2 separate regions of the Mus musculus genome follow, and region 1 is linked to region 2. The links are chromatin loops, found by intact Hi-C in ENCODE. Cell type or tissue: left cerebral cortex. All regions are shown on one strand. Each heading gives the region's core, and the rest is flanking DNA. Links, peaks and the distances in the headings are about the cores only.

Region 1 (7,807 bases), core at 1,457-6,456, 340 kb after region 2:
CGCGGGATCAGCATGGCTGGCAAAGAGGAAGAGAGAAATCCACTAGGCATCATTGGGGGGAGGGTGCGAGGGCGCTCCTTCAGAACAGAACCTAGCAAACAGTAGGTACCCAGGGACCCACTTCAGTATGAATGAAGGGAAGGCACCCACGCGCCCGCGCAGCCCTAGATTCTGCTCCAGGCTCAGCATACAGGAAACCAGGGAGCCGGGGTGCAAACGAACCGAGTGAAGCTGTGACTCCAACGGGAGTACACGCGGCCAACACGCGGAGCCTCAAGCAGAGCCCAAATAGAAAAAGCACTCAGCTGCCAAGCAGACCACGGGTGTTTAAATGAGTCTGGCTCCCGGAAGCCTCCCGTGTGCTCCCCACTTCCTCTCCTGCCTTCCCAACCCCTCCACACCCACCATGTCCGCCTCAGTCATCCCAGGCATCTGGAACGCGGCCCTCCCCCAGGAACCCCACAGTACTTCCTTCTCCGAGGCCTCAGAGACATGCCATATGCCACATTGGCTAGGGAGACTGTGCATCCGTCCCAAATATCCTGGGAACCGGGATGGTAGTGGGCAAAGGACATCCTTTTGAGGTGTGAGAACGTTCTGGAATAGAGCAGAGGGAACCTGCATGCCGCGTGGAGTGGGCTGTGGAATGTCGCTAGATAGGATACACGCCCTGTTGGTTTTACCACAACTCCGACTAGGGTCTGAGGACTGACCCTGAAGATCAGTGGGCAGAGAGCTTTCCTAACATGTGAAGCCCTGGGCTGCATCCCCTGCACTGTATCAACTCAGTGTGGTGGTGCCTGCCACACCCAGCACTCAGGAGATGGAAGCAGAAGAAGTAGAAGTTCAAGGACAGCCCAGGCTACAGCAGACTACAAGAGGGGCAAGCGGAAGTTGAATGTGGTGGTACATGCGATGAGCATAAGCCCAGATCTCAGGAGACCAGGGCACATTCCAGTCCGCCTGGGATACAGAATGAGGCCTCATCTGAAATGCCAAGGGCTGGGATGTAAATGAATTGTGTAGGGTTTGCCCAGCACACACAGGGCCCTGGGTTCAATCTCTACCATTGTTAAGTGTGTGTGTGTGTGTGTGTGTTTTGTTTTTTGTTGTTGTTTTAAAAGCAGTAAGTGTCTTTAAAGGTAGTGATGGCTCCATTTGGTACCATCAAGGTCTGGAGCCCAAGGGTAACACGGTGGGTGACAGAGGTGCTGGGCTGGCCTGCCTCTTCTCAGAGGGCAGCATGTGGCTCTTGCCCACCATACTCTGAGGCAAGAACTGCTTTCGGCATAATAACCAGGAAAAAAATAAGCAAAGACCAGCAAAAGCTCCTGAAAAGTACAAAAACTGCATGCATGCACACACACACACTCTCTCTCTCTCACACATACGCATGCACACATGTACTCATGTGCATACACACTCTTGCACACACACACACATATATGTATGCATGCATACACATACACTCACACACGCATGTGCACAACATACACACACACACACACACACACACATACACACACACACACACACACACACGTGCTTTGAATGCACACACTCAGTTCTGCCCTCCGGGACCAAGCAGTGAGGAGGAGGGACCAGGTGGTGAATGCATGGGATTGGGGGGACCTGTGGTGGGGGAGGCTCCAGGGACCACCAGGCAAACCGTGGGGGACGGAGAGTGGAAAAAGGAAATAAACAAGCAGGCAAGTCCCAACCCAGGGAGCTGGACCCTCGTGGGACACACATTTAATTGGGCCGTGTTTCCTGCTTTTCGGGTCTCGCTCATGTAAAGGCACAGAAACTGCCTGTAGTTTTCAAACTGAGCCCCAGCAGATGCCAGCATGGGTGTCAGGTGGGAATCACACATAAGCACCCTGGAGGGGCTCTCGTGAAAATCTTCAGAGGCTGTGAAACCATCGGGATTGCTTGGGGGGCCTGGGTGTGTGTGTGGGGGTATGCTTCCTCCTGGCCACACTCAGCCCAGGGTCCCCAAATACCCTCCAGGGCACCAAGCTTCTTTCACAGATGTAACCCTGAGGCCCCGGAGCAGGGCAGGGTCCGTGTAGTAAGCGGCAGGGTACAGTCCCAAGAGCATGAGAATGCTGTCACTTGGATGCCAGAGAACAAAGAGGCCATGGCACCAGAGGATCTTCCCTGTCACCATGATGTGACCTAAGAGCAGGAACAAGAAATGCGGATACAGCCCAGACCTCTGTAGACTGTGAGCAGCCATGAACCAGGGTGGTCTATGCGTCCCTCTCCTACCCTCCCCAGGCTGGCCCGGCTCGTCCACGGTGAAGCTGTGGGAAGGTGGCTGAGTTGGAAACTCTGTTTCCAGCCTCTCCACCCAGAGGCAGAAAGATACCCAGCTCCAAGAGGACCTGATGAGGCTCTGGCCTCCTGCCCAAGTCGAGACTGTGCTGGGGGAATTCCATGTAGTATCCCACCTTGCCTGGGGAGCTGGGGTAAAGAGACAGCTGCTATTGATAACCTCATCGTATTTAGGAACTGTGGCAAAAGAGACAGTAAGGCAAACCAAGGCTGGCCTCCCTGGACTGTAAGCGAGTGCTGCTTGGGCTTGAGAGCCGAGCTGGGCAGACAGAGGCACTGGGCTTGAGAGCCATTGCCTGGCTCATCCTGGGAAAGAGGAAAGGGGGTGCCATGGCTTACCATGTTCACGATGTATGTGTACGAGACACATGTCTCTTTGTGAGCTGGAAATCCCTGGCTTTACATGTGAGAGGTGTATGTGCATGCATGTTGGTGTGTGCAAGTGGAGAATGGAGGTGTGCGTGAGAAGCAGGTCTGGTGTGTGTGGAGGTGAGTAGTGCAGGCATATGAAGGGTGTATGTGTATGTATGTGAGTATGTGTGTGTATATGTGTGTGTATGTGAGTATGTATGTGTATGTGGGTATGTATGAATGTGTATATGTATGTGAGTGTATATGTATATGTGAGTATATATGTATGTGAGTGTATATGTGTGTGTATGTGAGTATATATGTGTGTATGTGTATATGTGTATGTGAGTGTATATGTGTGTTTGTGAGTGTGTGTATGTGAGTGTATGTGTGTGTGTGTATGAAAGAGTGTGTGTGTGTGTGAAAGAGTGAGTGTGTATGTGAGTATGTGTGTATGTGAGTGTATATGTGTTTGTGAGTATGTATATGTGAGTGTATGTGTGTGAGTATGAAAGACTGTGTGTGTGCATGAAAGAGTGAGTGTGTGTGTGTCTTTCTGGAGCAGCTGACCTCCCCAGTGAGCCAGCTGCACAGTGGGTTCCTCCCATAACACAGGCCACCCCGCCCCCAGCCAAGGAGGACAGCTGCAGAGGGTGACCTGTGACCAGAAGGCCACTTCCCTGGCCTCCCTGCCTTTGGGCGGGCCAGGCCACTTGACCCAGAGGCTGGCTCCAGGATTTTATAGCTGGGGGCCTGGTTTTCCCAGCCACAGGCGTCTCAGAGAGGGGACGGGCCCAAATGCCACAAAGGCTTGGCTGTTCTCCCATGAGCCTTGCTGGGTGGGGGGAGGGGCCTCTGGGGGAGCAGGAGGGTGGGGGCAGGGTGTGAGGAAGCTGGAGAAAGTGGGGAACAGGAGGATGATTCTGGAAAGTTCCTGAGACAGGGAGGGGTGGGGGGGAGCAGTAGGGGGATATGGAGACAGACACCCAGACTCACACCAGGAGGGGCAGAGAGTGGAGGTTAGTGAGCAGGGGAGTGGTGGGGAATGGGGGGGAATGAGGGAGGGGGGAGACAGACCCAGCAAGACAGAGACAAAGGGGCCAACCCTGGAGAAGGCCCTCGAAGGCCTCCCTGTGTGTGGCAGGGCTGAAGTTCATACAGGGAGGGAAGAGGTGGGTTGCCGACCAAAGTCATTGAAAAATTTTTGGCTCAGCTGCCTGAGGCTCCTGGCCGAGGGCCCGGTTCTGAGCTGAACTTAAACAAACCCCACCACTGCCATCTGCTTGATTTTAAAATAAATCAAACAGTCTGTGCGCCGCGCTGATCGGGTTTCCATCTGCGCGGCCGCCCGCTCGCCGGCCTGGAGCTGCGCTTGCCTCTCCCAGCCAAAGCTCCTGGCAACATGTGGCGGGTGATTCCTCCAGGAGGGGACACCGACCCCCCGCCAGCCCCGTGGCTCCAACTGAAACCCAGCACTATTTTTACAACCACCCACGGCTGAGGGGACCAGAGCGGCTCCGCCACTGCGGTTTCTGGTTGGTGGCGGTGGCAGGGGATTCCCCTCCCTTGTTTGGTGGACAGAGGGTACTTGGAGGGTTCAGGGCAGGAGCATTCCACACCAGCTGTGATGACACGGGACACCAGGTGGGACAGCTGCAGCCTGCTGGGGTGGGGACAAAACAGTGGAGGGTACACCTGAAATATCTTAATGTAGTTCCTCCCCCAGGCTGGGCCATCCTGGAAAATATTGATACCTGCCCCTCCCTTAAAGTTCACGTTACCCATGGGGTCAAGAAACCAGAACAGAAACTAAGAAATGCAACTCTGAGCCTTAGGCAAGTCATCTGTAAAGTGGGTACAAGCACGGACACTGCCCATGTCCTGCAAAGGCAGGAACCTAGGGATAAAATGCCCGAGGGAAAGACAGAGCCACAGGAGCGGGGTCTGGTGAGCTAACATGGGAAGTGTAAGGACTATTCACAGACCATAAACCGTTAGGAGACATAGAGTCATTAGAGATGGGAGCAGGGGCCATGAGTTCGTGCATGCCAGCTCCAGAGGGGTTCAGAATAAGAAAGAGTAAGGTGCTCACAGGTGGCTGGACAGTGGGGTCAAGGACAGCAATCTGATGCTGTGAGCCCATCTGAGCCCAAATCTACCCAAATTATTTTCAACTTAGCCAAAGCTTCAAAAAAAAAAATTTTTTTTCTTTTAAAGATAATGGTCTCACGTAGCCCAGGCTGGATTTGAACTTGTTATGCACCCACGGCTGACCTTGAACTATTGCTCCTCCGGTTTCTGGGGTGCTGAGGGTGGAACCAGGGCTTCGTGCATTCCAGCCTGAGCTGCTTGCATTGATTTTTTTTTTTAAGTCCTCAAAGGACTTGAGAATACATAGAATACAGAGTTTCACAGGTTGTTTGGTTGTTATAAAAACACGCAGAGGGTGTCTACCAGGAGCTGGAAGTTGTGACATGTACAAAAGGCACACTGGCCATGATGGGGCAGGAAGCTGGAGGGGGACCCAGAAGGGCAGGGCATTGCACGGAGAAAGCAGTCCCAGGGGCTCCCCGAGACGGCATTGTGTCCTTGAGCCGAGGCTGGCACTCCGTACGTTACCACAAACCTGAGCTTGGAAGAGGAGTCACTGCCTCCCATGTGAGCCCACAAAACTGGAGCATCAACAAAGGAACAAGAGGGAACACCTGTGCTGGGCTACCTGGGACACACAGCTGGGGTGTGACCTCTGTGCTCCAGTCCCCAAGCCTCGGATTCACGGTGGAGACTCTGGGGAAGAAAGACTCCCACACTAGCCATTCAGAGGCATCCCAGGGACTTGGGAGCTTGCGTATGGTCCCTCCTGAATCTGTACGCCTCACCGGCCTCTCCACCCCTCTCAGAGTGTTAGCAGCCATGGAAAGGACACTCATTAAACACAGAAAAAGCCCTGAGATGCCTCTGGAGAGGTGTGCCCAGGGTCACCTCCAATGCTGAAGGATCCATGTCATCGTAATGAACCTCACTCCCACCAATAAGCCAGGCAAGGTATCTGTGCACTGCTCCAACAGACTTGTCTCGGTGCCTGCACAAGGTCCTGGTGGGGAGACACGTGGGCACAAAGCAGCCCCAGTCTTTCACAGACCCCTGACATGTACACAGGGCAGGTCTGGAGGCTGAGCTCCCAGGGATGGCCAGTACCTTCCTCCTAGAGGTACTTGTGCTGTGGGCAAGTCACACTCATCCCAGACCTGGGACCTTGGTCGGACTCACAGAGCCAGGGTACCACGCACCAAGGATCTCCCAGCATAATCCAGGATCTCCCAGCATAATCCAGGATCTCCCAGCATAATCCAAGGATCTCCCAGCATAATTCAGGATCTCCCAGCATAATCCAGGATCTCCCAGCATAATCCAGGATCTCCCAGCATAATCCAGGATCTCCCAGCATAATCCAGGACCACCAACCGAGTGATGAGGCTTCAGACTGAGGGTTTCTCGTGGGCACCAATCAGCTTCGCACACTTCCGGCCCAAAGGTTACCTAGAAATGAGAGGGTTCTGGGTCCCTACCTCCACCCTTGTCCCACTAATTACAGATAGATTAGCCAAGAGCTGATCGAGATGACAAGCTCAGGGCCCTTTATACCTTCTGTCTGGGGACACTGAGGGGCAGAGAAGAGTCTCATCGTCGATTGCAATGATCCCAGGACCAAACAGGGGTCACACAGGACCCCACAGCAGGGCCACGCTGTCACCCCCGTGCTCCTATCAAACTTCCTTCCCTCCAACATGAACTGCTGTCTCGGTTCCCAAAAACATGGAAAGGAGATGTACAGCTTAGGGAAACAGAGAGAAAATGGGCAGGAAACTGGGGCTCTCCAGCAGGCTGGAGGCTTCCCAGACGGGCTGGGGCTTTCGGGTATTGGCTCTTCCCAGGATCTAGAAACCACAGTTTGGTCAGAGAAGCCTCCACACCGGCTGTGTGCCCACAGAAAGGAAGCATGACCTCTCTGTGCCTCAGTTTCTCATTCGTGCCATGGGAAGAAGAACAGAAACCTCCTCTGGGGTTGGGGGGAGTTTGCAGGGGGGCCATGTATGTGTCCAACTTGCAGGAGACTAACTAGTTTGTACTTGTTGACTGTCTAATGAACAATGTTCTAACTTGCAACTTCAGCAGAGCAGAGCCCCTGTAGGGATGGGGGTTGTATATATGGAAAAAATGAGAAGAGCTGGGGTTCCTGATGTCTCGAGGGTGGCAGGGAACAAGCAGGCGCTTCCAGGGACCAGGGTCTGTGGTGCTGTCTCCAGTTTCTGGTTGACTCTTGGGCTCACAGGCTGACTTCCTGTGCATCTCTGGTCTCTAGGCAATCCCGACCCCTCCCCAGCAACCCTATACCAGGAGACTCTAGCAGGCCAAACCCCAGTGACCAAGGCGCTGAGCCCTATGTCTGAGTCATAGCCAGCAGCAGCAGCCGGCTCTCGTTCTCCAACAGAACTGACAGGATTGGTGATGGGGGACGGTGGGGTGGTGGCCTCAGGCGGAGGGGATTTATGGGGGGGCGGGTGCAAGGGTAGCGGCAGGAGTGAAGAGTGTCCAGCTAGCCTTCCTGAGCCAATTCAGCATGAACGGTCAACAGTAACAGACATGGGATGTCTGCTCCAGGGGGCCAGGGACAGAGTGCAACATGGAACAGGTGTTTGTTGTGTGAATTACAAAAAAAAAAAGCAAACAACAACAGTCATTCTTTGTGTCTGACTGGCTCTCCTGCAACCCTGCAGGGTGGAGACCATTTTGTAAACATTTTACAGTTGAGGCGTGGAACAGCCGAATGTCTTGACTGAGGACATGGTGTTTCAGAGCGGAGGGGCAGAGACCTGACCCCTGGGATGACAGAACTGAAATAATAACCACCCGGCTTGCTGAGAAACCCGTGCCTGTGGACTGCTCGCCTGCAGCAGGGGCCATTGTGGCTTCTGCACGCGCACCAAGGCTCCTGCAGTCGCCGGCTCTTTCCTCCGTGCCATTTTAGACCTCTACCTATCCACTTCCCATGAGGGAAGTGTGGAAAGGAGAGAAGAACGTGGAGGGGAGGGGAGGAGAAGTGGGGGGGGGAAGCAAA
Region 2 (7,807 bases), core at 862-5,861:
CACACAAGTATACACACATACATGCACATATGCACACACTCATACACACAGAGGATGGTGAACCAGCTCAGGGTTGGAGTGTTTCCCTAAGTTGTATGAGGCCCAGAGTTCAATTCCTAGTGCCATAAAAATAAATAGATTAAAAAGGGCTGGGGTGGCCAGGCGTGGTGGCGCACGCCTTTAATCCCAGCACTCGGGAGGCAGAAGCAGGTGGATTTCTGAGTTCGAAGCCAGCCTGGTCTACAAAGTGAGTTCTGGGACAGCCAGGGCTATACAGAGAAACCCTGAGGAAACCCTGTCTCAAAAAACAAACAAACAAACAAACAAACAAAAAAACAAAACAAAACAAAAAAAGGCCTGAGGTATAACTTAGTGGTAGATCATTTATTTGCCTTGCCTTCATAAGGTTGTGGGTTCAAATTCATGGTTCACCACCCAAGGGGAGAAAAATAAACCAAGAGATTGGGGCGTGATGCCCTGGGGCCACAGCCCCTCTGCAGACTGTATTCTCAAAGACTTCATCTCACAGACAAATAATTTCAACAACCTGAGCCCACATCGCTGCCAGTATTTAAGCTGAGGGCTGTGCTCAGCCCATCCAGTCTACCCTGACCTTTTTGCTGCGCACTGGCCAAGGCAAATCCCCAAAGCATCCTTCACCCCCAGGGAGCCAGGTCTGATACTTTTCTTCCTGCTCCCTTCTCAGCCCAGGAATGGGGCTGAGTCCACTGGCTGAGCCTCTCCCATCTGCCTGTGGTGCTGAGCCATTAGCCCTGGTTAATAGCTCTCTTCATCCAGTCTCTTAGTGCCATAGCAACAGGCCTGAGGCTGTGAACAGGGGATTGGGTGGGAGGGCTGGGCGGGGTCAGCTGCCTGGAGCTCTTATAGGGAGATCCTGGGCCTGGGAATCCACTTCTGAGGCCTCCTCGCTGGGTAGCGCGTCTAGAGAAGTCAGAATCTTGGAAGCTGTTACCCTGACGGTGTCTGCTGAGAGAGGACAGAGACCCTCCCTGCGAATACAGTGAGCTGGGTCTCCTCTACTGCACACTGCCCGTGTCCAGGGCTCTTACCTTCAGAAACATAAGGACAGGACTGCCTTGAGCAAGTTTCTGCCCAACGAGGCATGAGAGCCCGGACATGCTGTGTAACCCAGGAAAGTCACTCTCACTGGGCTGTTTCTCCACCAGCAGTTAAGGGTACATACGAGGAACCCCAGAATGAACAACCAGTAAGTAGAAGTCAGTCACACCGTCAGGCTGCCAGCCTCTCGGAGCCTGGACTGGCTTGGGGGAGTAACCATTCACATATGCCTGTGGACCTCTTGAGACTGCGGTGGGATGGTGAGTGGGGCTCAGCCACAGACCTCCTGGGGCAGTGCCTTCCCTCGAAAGGGCAGGAATGTGGGTGCCTCTTCCCACCCCAGTTTGTGGCTGAGACTTCCTCCGTGTCTTTCTAGGGGAATCAACACCTGGATGGGGTTTGTGTGTGACTCCCCTACCCCTGGCTGCTTCAGCCATGTAAGCGGCTGTAGTTCCAAGGAGGGTTGGCTTGCCTCATCTGTAATGCACCACAGAAGCTAGCCCAAAGCAGAACCTGATCTGGGAGCCTCCCCCCCCTCCCCGCAACCCCCCCCCCCCTGGGCAATTGTTCTTTCATTTGTTAGAGATGTGCGGTGGTTTGAATGAAAACTGTCTCTCTCCAAAGGCTCACAGGGAACAGCACCCTTAGGAGGTGTGGCCCTGTTGGAGGAAGTGTGTCACTGGAGGCGGGCTTTGGGGTTTCAGGTGCTCAAGCCAGGCCCAGTGCCTCTCTCTCTCTTTTCCTGTTGCCTGTAGACACAGATGTAGAAATCTCAGCTCCTCTCCAGTATCATGTCTACATGAGTGCTGCCATGCTTCCTGCCATGATGATAGTGGCCTAACCCTCTGAACTGTAAGTCAGACCCAGTATTCCTTTTTAAGAGTTGATGTGGTCATGGTGTCTCTTCACGGAAGTAGGAACCCTCACTAAGACAGGATGGAAGTCAGGGCCTGGCCCATGCTGCCTCCTCCACTAAGCACAGCTTTCTCTGTCTCTCTCTGTCTCTCTTTGTCTCTGTCTCTCTGTCTCTGACTCTGTCTCTCTGTCTTTCTCTCCCACTCTCTGTGTGTCTCTTTCTGAGACACAGTTTCTCTGTGTAGCCCTGGCTGTCCTGTCTTGTGCGCGCCGGACTCGACCAGCAAGAACGACGCTGCAACAGGATCCTTCTGCACACGTTTATTGGGAGAGCTTGATTGCAGAGGCGAAAAGACCTCGAGCCCAGAACTGGTGCTGCTTATATAGGCCTAGGAGAGGCGTGTCTCACACCCGGATTGGTTATGCACTACGCCTCATTTGCATGTTCCTCATCTGATTGGCTACTCTCTGTACCTCACAGAGCCTCATTATCATACCTCATTTGAATGTCTCAAATCTGATTGGTTATACTCTCAAAGCCTCATTATCATGCCTGGGCCAAGCAGTGTCTTTGCAAAAAACTTTCCTGTATATGTACACATTGGTTGTTTGTCCAAACTTATGCGTGGTGGCCAGCAGTAGTCAGTGCCACTCTGCAACGGCACATATGGCTTCCCACAGTCCTGGAACTTGCTCTGTAGACCAGGTTGGCCTCCAACTCAGAACTCAGAAATCTGCCTGCCTCTGCCTCCCAAGCGCTGGGATTAAAAGTTTTTTTTGTTGCTGTTGTTGTTTGTTTGTTTGTTTTGTTTTTTTGAGACAGGGTTTCTCTGTATAGCCCTGGCTGTCCTAGAACTCACTTTGTAGACCAGGCTGGCCTCGAACTGAGAAATCTGCCTGCCTCTGCTTCCTGAGTGCTGGGATTAAAGGTATGTGCCACCACGCCTGGCTGGGATTAAAGTTTTGTGCTATCACCTTCTGGCTTTTTCTTTTTTTTTCCTTTTTTTTTGAGACAAAAATCTTGCCATGTAGCCCAATCCTCCTGCCTCTTCCTTTCCCCTTCTGAATACTGAGACAATGGCATGTGCCATTATTACTGATACTTTTATCTTGTTCTGTGTTTGAGAGAGAGACTCATGTTGCCCAGGCTGGCCTTGAACTTCTGACCTTCCAGCCTTCCAGCCTGAACCTCTCAACCTCTGGGATTACAGCTGTGCTTCGCCATCCTCAGATCCTCTTGAGAGCTTCCAAGTGAGCCTTGAATCTATTGTAAGTTAAAAATGTGGGGCTGGAGAGACGGCTCAGCGGTTAAGAGCACTGACTGCTCTTCTGAAGGTCCTGGGTTCAAATCCCAGCAACCACATGGTGGCTCACAACCATTCATAACAAGATCTGACGCCCTCTTTTGCTATGTCTGAAGACAGACAGCTACAGTGTACCTTCAGATAATAAATAAATCTTTTTTAAAAAAAGTTGAAGATGCAGGGCTGGTGAGAGGGCTCACTGGGTAAAAGTGCTTGCCATGAAGCCTGAAAACCCGAGTTTAATCCCTGGAACCCATATAAAGGAGAAAGAAGAGAACTGTCTCCACAAAGATGTCCTTAGCTCTCCACATGTTCTCATGCGTGCGCGTGGGCCCACACACACACCTCTCCCTTGCACACACATAATAATAGTAATTTTAAATTAAGGAGAAAGTTGAAGATTGTGTTAATTTAGGGTGAGTGTCTCCTTGGCAGTGGTTTAAAATGAGGGTTGTTTGTTTTTGAGACAAGGTCTATCTATGTAGCCCTGGCTGTCCTGGAATTCTCTAGGCTGGCTTCAAACTCACAGAGATGCCCCCGCCTCAGCTTCCCAAGAGCTGAGATTAAAGGAGTAAACCACCACGCCCTATTTTCCTTTCCTTTTTTTTTTTTTTTTTTTTTTGGTCTTTTCCCCTTTCGTTTCTAAACTTTAATTTTGTCAACTATTTAATTCCTATCGATGTTTGTCCACTGTACACATGCAATTCCAGAAGAGGCCAGAAGAGGGCACCATATCCCCCGAGACTGGAGTTGCAGCTGGCTGTGCGCCACCATTGTGGGACTGAACTTGAGTCCTCTGCAAGAGCAGCCAATGCTCATAACTACTGAACCTGCTTTCCTGTCCCCACCCCGCCCCACCCCACCTTACCCCACACCTCTTTAGGGGACAGGTTCTCACTATGTATCTGAGGGGGTTCAAGACCAGTCTGGGCTACCAGGCGATACTATCTCCTATAAACCCAACAAAACAAAGCAAAGTGAGCCCAGCATCTGGGGCCTGGGTTCAGGCCTGAAATCTTAGCGCTCTGAGAGACTGAGGAAGGAAGAGAGACTCAAACGTCAAAACGCCGGGGCTGGAGGGGTGCTCAGAGGTTAAGAGTCCTTCTTGCAGAGAGCTCACGACCATCTGTAACGGGAGTTCCAGGGTATCTGATACCCTCATACAGACTCTAAGAACACCAGAACATACATGTAAGCAAACCCACATTTTTATTTTTGTTGTTTCTATACAGGGTCTCTCTATGTAGCCCTGGCTGCCCTGCAACTCTCTATGTAGATCGGGCTAGACTCAAATTCACAGAGATCCACCTGCCTCTGCATTCTGAGCGCTGAGGTTAAAGGTGTGTGCCATCATGCCCAGCTTAAAATAGTTTAAAGCATCGTGAATAGCTCCGGTCAGCACTGGGGTGAGCAGAGATCACGGCCAACGGCTACTAAAGAGGAAACTAAAGAGGCTGCTTGCGGGCAACCGGGCCAGTTCCTGTGTGTGTCCGAGGCCGGTTTTCAGGCTCCAGGAGACAAGGACCGGTCTGATCACAACACTTGGGATTCATGTCTTTTCCTGCAGGAAGAGAGACGGGGCGGGGGAGTGTGAAAACAGATGGAAATGTAATTTTTTAATGACAGCAGCAGATGGCAAAGAGACACAAGAGTGTATTCACACCATGTCGGAGCCGTGTGAGCGCGCCTGGCCCAGCCAGAATGTGCGCGGTGGGGCTGTCTCGATGGCTCCCCCGCCAAAACCAGGAGGCGGGCCAGCTGCAGGCAAGAACAGGCCGCTCACTCGCTCGCTCGCTCGCTCGCGGGGAGGGGCGGGACCCGCTGCCAGGCTGCACACAGCCACAGGTGGGTGGGAAATACCTGTGGCCACCTGGTGAGAGCCGGAGGCTCGATCTGCGTTCTGGTTCTTCCAGACGGGGTGCGGGGCTCCTCCGGGTACCCACGGCTCCCAAAGGCTAAGGCGTTTGTGGACGTTCATCTGTCCCCCTGGTACTCACTGCTCACGCAGTAAGTTGCACCCCTGACTCCATCCGTCTCAAACTCCCACAGAAGCCTAGACAGCAGCCAGGCGTGGCCGTTCTCTAGACTCCGTACTTGGGAGGCAGAAGCTTCAAGTTTGGGGCAGGCCTGGGTTACATGATGAGTTGCAGGCTAGCCTTGGTCATAGACACCCTAAAAAAAAGAAAGAAAGAAAAAAGAAAAGAAAAGGAAAGAAAGAAAGGAAAGGAAAGTTTCTGACTTTCTCTCTCTGACCCCCTTTGCTCTCTCTGACTCTTTTCTCCCTCTCCTGCCCCCTCCATGTTCCTGGCCAGCGTTTTCTCTTTGTCTCTTTGTTCCAGCTCCATATCTTTCTCTCATTCTATCTCTCCCCTCTCTCTTTCTCTGTCTCTACTCCCTTCTCAACCCCCCTTCAATAGAATAAACTCTATGCTATACTAGACCTACGGCTGGTACCTTGCAGGGAAGGTTGCCTTAGCATGGGCCCGCTGAGGTACCCTAACCCACTGCACCGTACCTCGCTCTTTAAAGCATATTGTTGACTTTACAAAACACATCAAGGCCAATCACAGTTATGTCGAAAGTTAAAACCCAGCCTGGGCTAAGTGGGATCCTGTCTCAGAAAACATAAGCAAAAAGTTAATGTTAATAAAAAAACAGGTAGCCAGGCAATGGTGGCACATGCCTTTAATCCCACCATTGGGAGGCAGAGGCAGGCGGATTTCTGAGTTCGAGGCCAGCCTGATCTACAAATTGAGTTCCAGGACAGCTAGGGATATGCAGAGAAACCCTGTCTCAAAACAAAACAAAAATAAATAAATAAATAAATAAAATTTTAAAATTAAAAAAAAGAAAGGAAAAGAAAAAGCTCTTTCCATTTTGCTGCCACCATGCAATGAAATGAGGAACACCCAGAAACTCCGGGGCCACACGAGCCACAGCCACAGTAACTACCGCAAGCACCCAGGAGGCCGGGGAATGCCAGAGGCCTGCATCACCACCGGAACAATTTTGACAAATCCCATGCAGGTTACTTTGGGAAGATTGGGATGAGGCATCACCACTTGAAGGGGAACCAGAGCTTCTGCCCAGCTGTCAAACTGTGGACACCGGATAGCGAGCAGACACGAGTCAATGCTGCAAGAAAAAACAAAAAACAAAAAAACAAAAACAAACACAAACAAACAAACAAAAAAGACTGAAGCTGCTCCCATCCTTGATGTTGTGCAATCAGGCTACTACAAAGTTCTGGGGAACAGAAGGTTCCCTAAGCGATCTGTCTTCCTGAAGGCCAAATTGTTTAGCAGAAGAGCTGAAGAGAAGATGAACGGTGTCGGGGATGCCTGTGTCCTGGTGGCTTGGAAATGCTAACATTTTCAAAGCAAAAACAAAATCAACAACAACAACAAGTTAGTGCCAAGTTCTGTTTGTTTTGAGACAGGGCCCCATCTCTTCCAGGCTGGCCTCGAACTTGCTCTGCACTGAGAATGCCTTTGCACTTCTGATCCCCTTGCCTTGCACACACACACACACACACATACACACACACACACACACAGCTCCGGAATCACAGGCGTGTGCTACCACACCCAGCAAAGCCTCAGCTGGGAGCCTGTCTATTTCTCTTGAGATTAAATTGGAGCTGTGGAAGCTGTGGGCCGTGTGGGAGGAAGGCAGGGGCGTAGACCACCCTTCTCATCCCAGGATGTTATGGGGTCACACTGCAGACTGACAGTTTTCAAAACCGCTGGTGCTGAGCTCTTTGGAGGGAAGTCCCCAAGCACAGCCACATTGACAGGACAGGCATTGGGAGGTGCCTCCCAGAGGAGGGATCCTGTATCCCTTTCAGAATGGTGATTGTCTTGACTGCCTTATTTATTTCTTTGTTTATCCTTCATGCTACGATGGTCCGGGGTATCTTTTACTTTGCATTATGGTCCAACACCATTTCCTCTTCTCTTCAAGCTGGTCTGGCTTTCCCCTGGGAGTACATTCCCTTGAGCCCTGTGTTCCTGTGTCCCTGTGGCAGGGGCTTCTGTGGGTCTCCCCTCATCCTGGGACTAGACCCTCATCTTCCAACTGCTTCACCCAGAATCTCCTTTCCTTCTTTCTCTCTTTTTCCCTTCTCCTTGATACCTCTGTTCTTAAGACAGCGACTTACTGTGTGGCCTGAACTATTAATCCTCCTGTCTCAGCCTCCTGAGTGCTGGGGTGATAGGTGTGGACCACCTTACCCAGCTCCATTCTTGAAGACTGGTTCCTAAGTTCTCTGGTCGCTGGTTTTCTTTGCCCTCTAGTGGACAGAGCAGGAACTGCATCGATGAGATGTGCCACCCCAGCTCACCCCGTTCACAGCTGCCAAGTCAGGTACAGTGTCCCTCAGTGGCTGAATGAAGTCTTATTCTGTAATAGTACCAGGAAGCCATAAGAAGCAGCAAAGGGGCTGGAGAGATGGCTCAGTGGTTGAGAGCATGTCCCGTTCTCATGTTGCAGAAGACCCAAGTTTGGTTCTCAGCACCCGTATCATGAGGCTTAGGACTGTTTGCAGATCTCCATCTCCAGGACACAGG

The links. A loop is a pair of places that touch in the nucleus more often than their neighbours do. Peaks named below come from ENCODE experiments on the same cell type or tissue, not always from the same donor. Only the 100,000 strongest peaks of a DNase experiment are listed, where the experiment ranks them.
Region 1: it touches region 2 in a loop (10-fold over the local background); 2 of 42 quality-filtered maps call a loop at or near these places.

What each region holds. Positions count from the first base shown.
Region 1 is chr8:120,261,258-120,269,064 of GRCm38, reverse strand. It overlaps a transcript of Gse1 not described here. Among named protein-coding and RNA genes, the nearest start is that of A330074K22Rik, 37 kb to the right of the region's middle. In left cerebral cortex, for the core only: no CTCF peak of the experiment used is centred there; DNase peaks (open chromatin) are centred at 3,368 and 3,985; H3K27ac peaks cover 313 bases.
Region 2 is chr8:120,595,897-120,603,703 of GRCm38, reverse strand. Gm10614 (a long non-coding RNA gene) reads right to left here. Exons shown (of 4, transcript XR_003947476.1): 3 at 5,100-7,807; 4 at 4,426-4,800. Among named protein-coding and RNA genes, the nearest start is that of Gm10614, 11 kb to the right of the region's middle. In left cerebral cortex, for the core only: CTCF peaks have their summits at 3,753 and 3,953 (motif pointing right); DNase peaks (open chromatin) are centred at 3,976 and 4,894.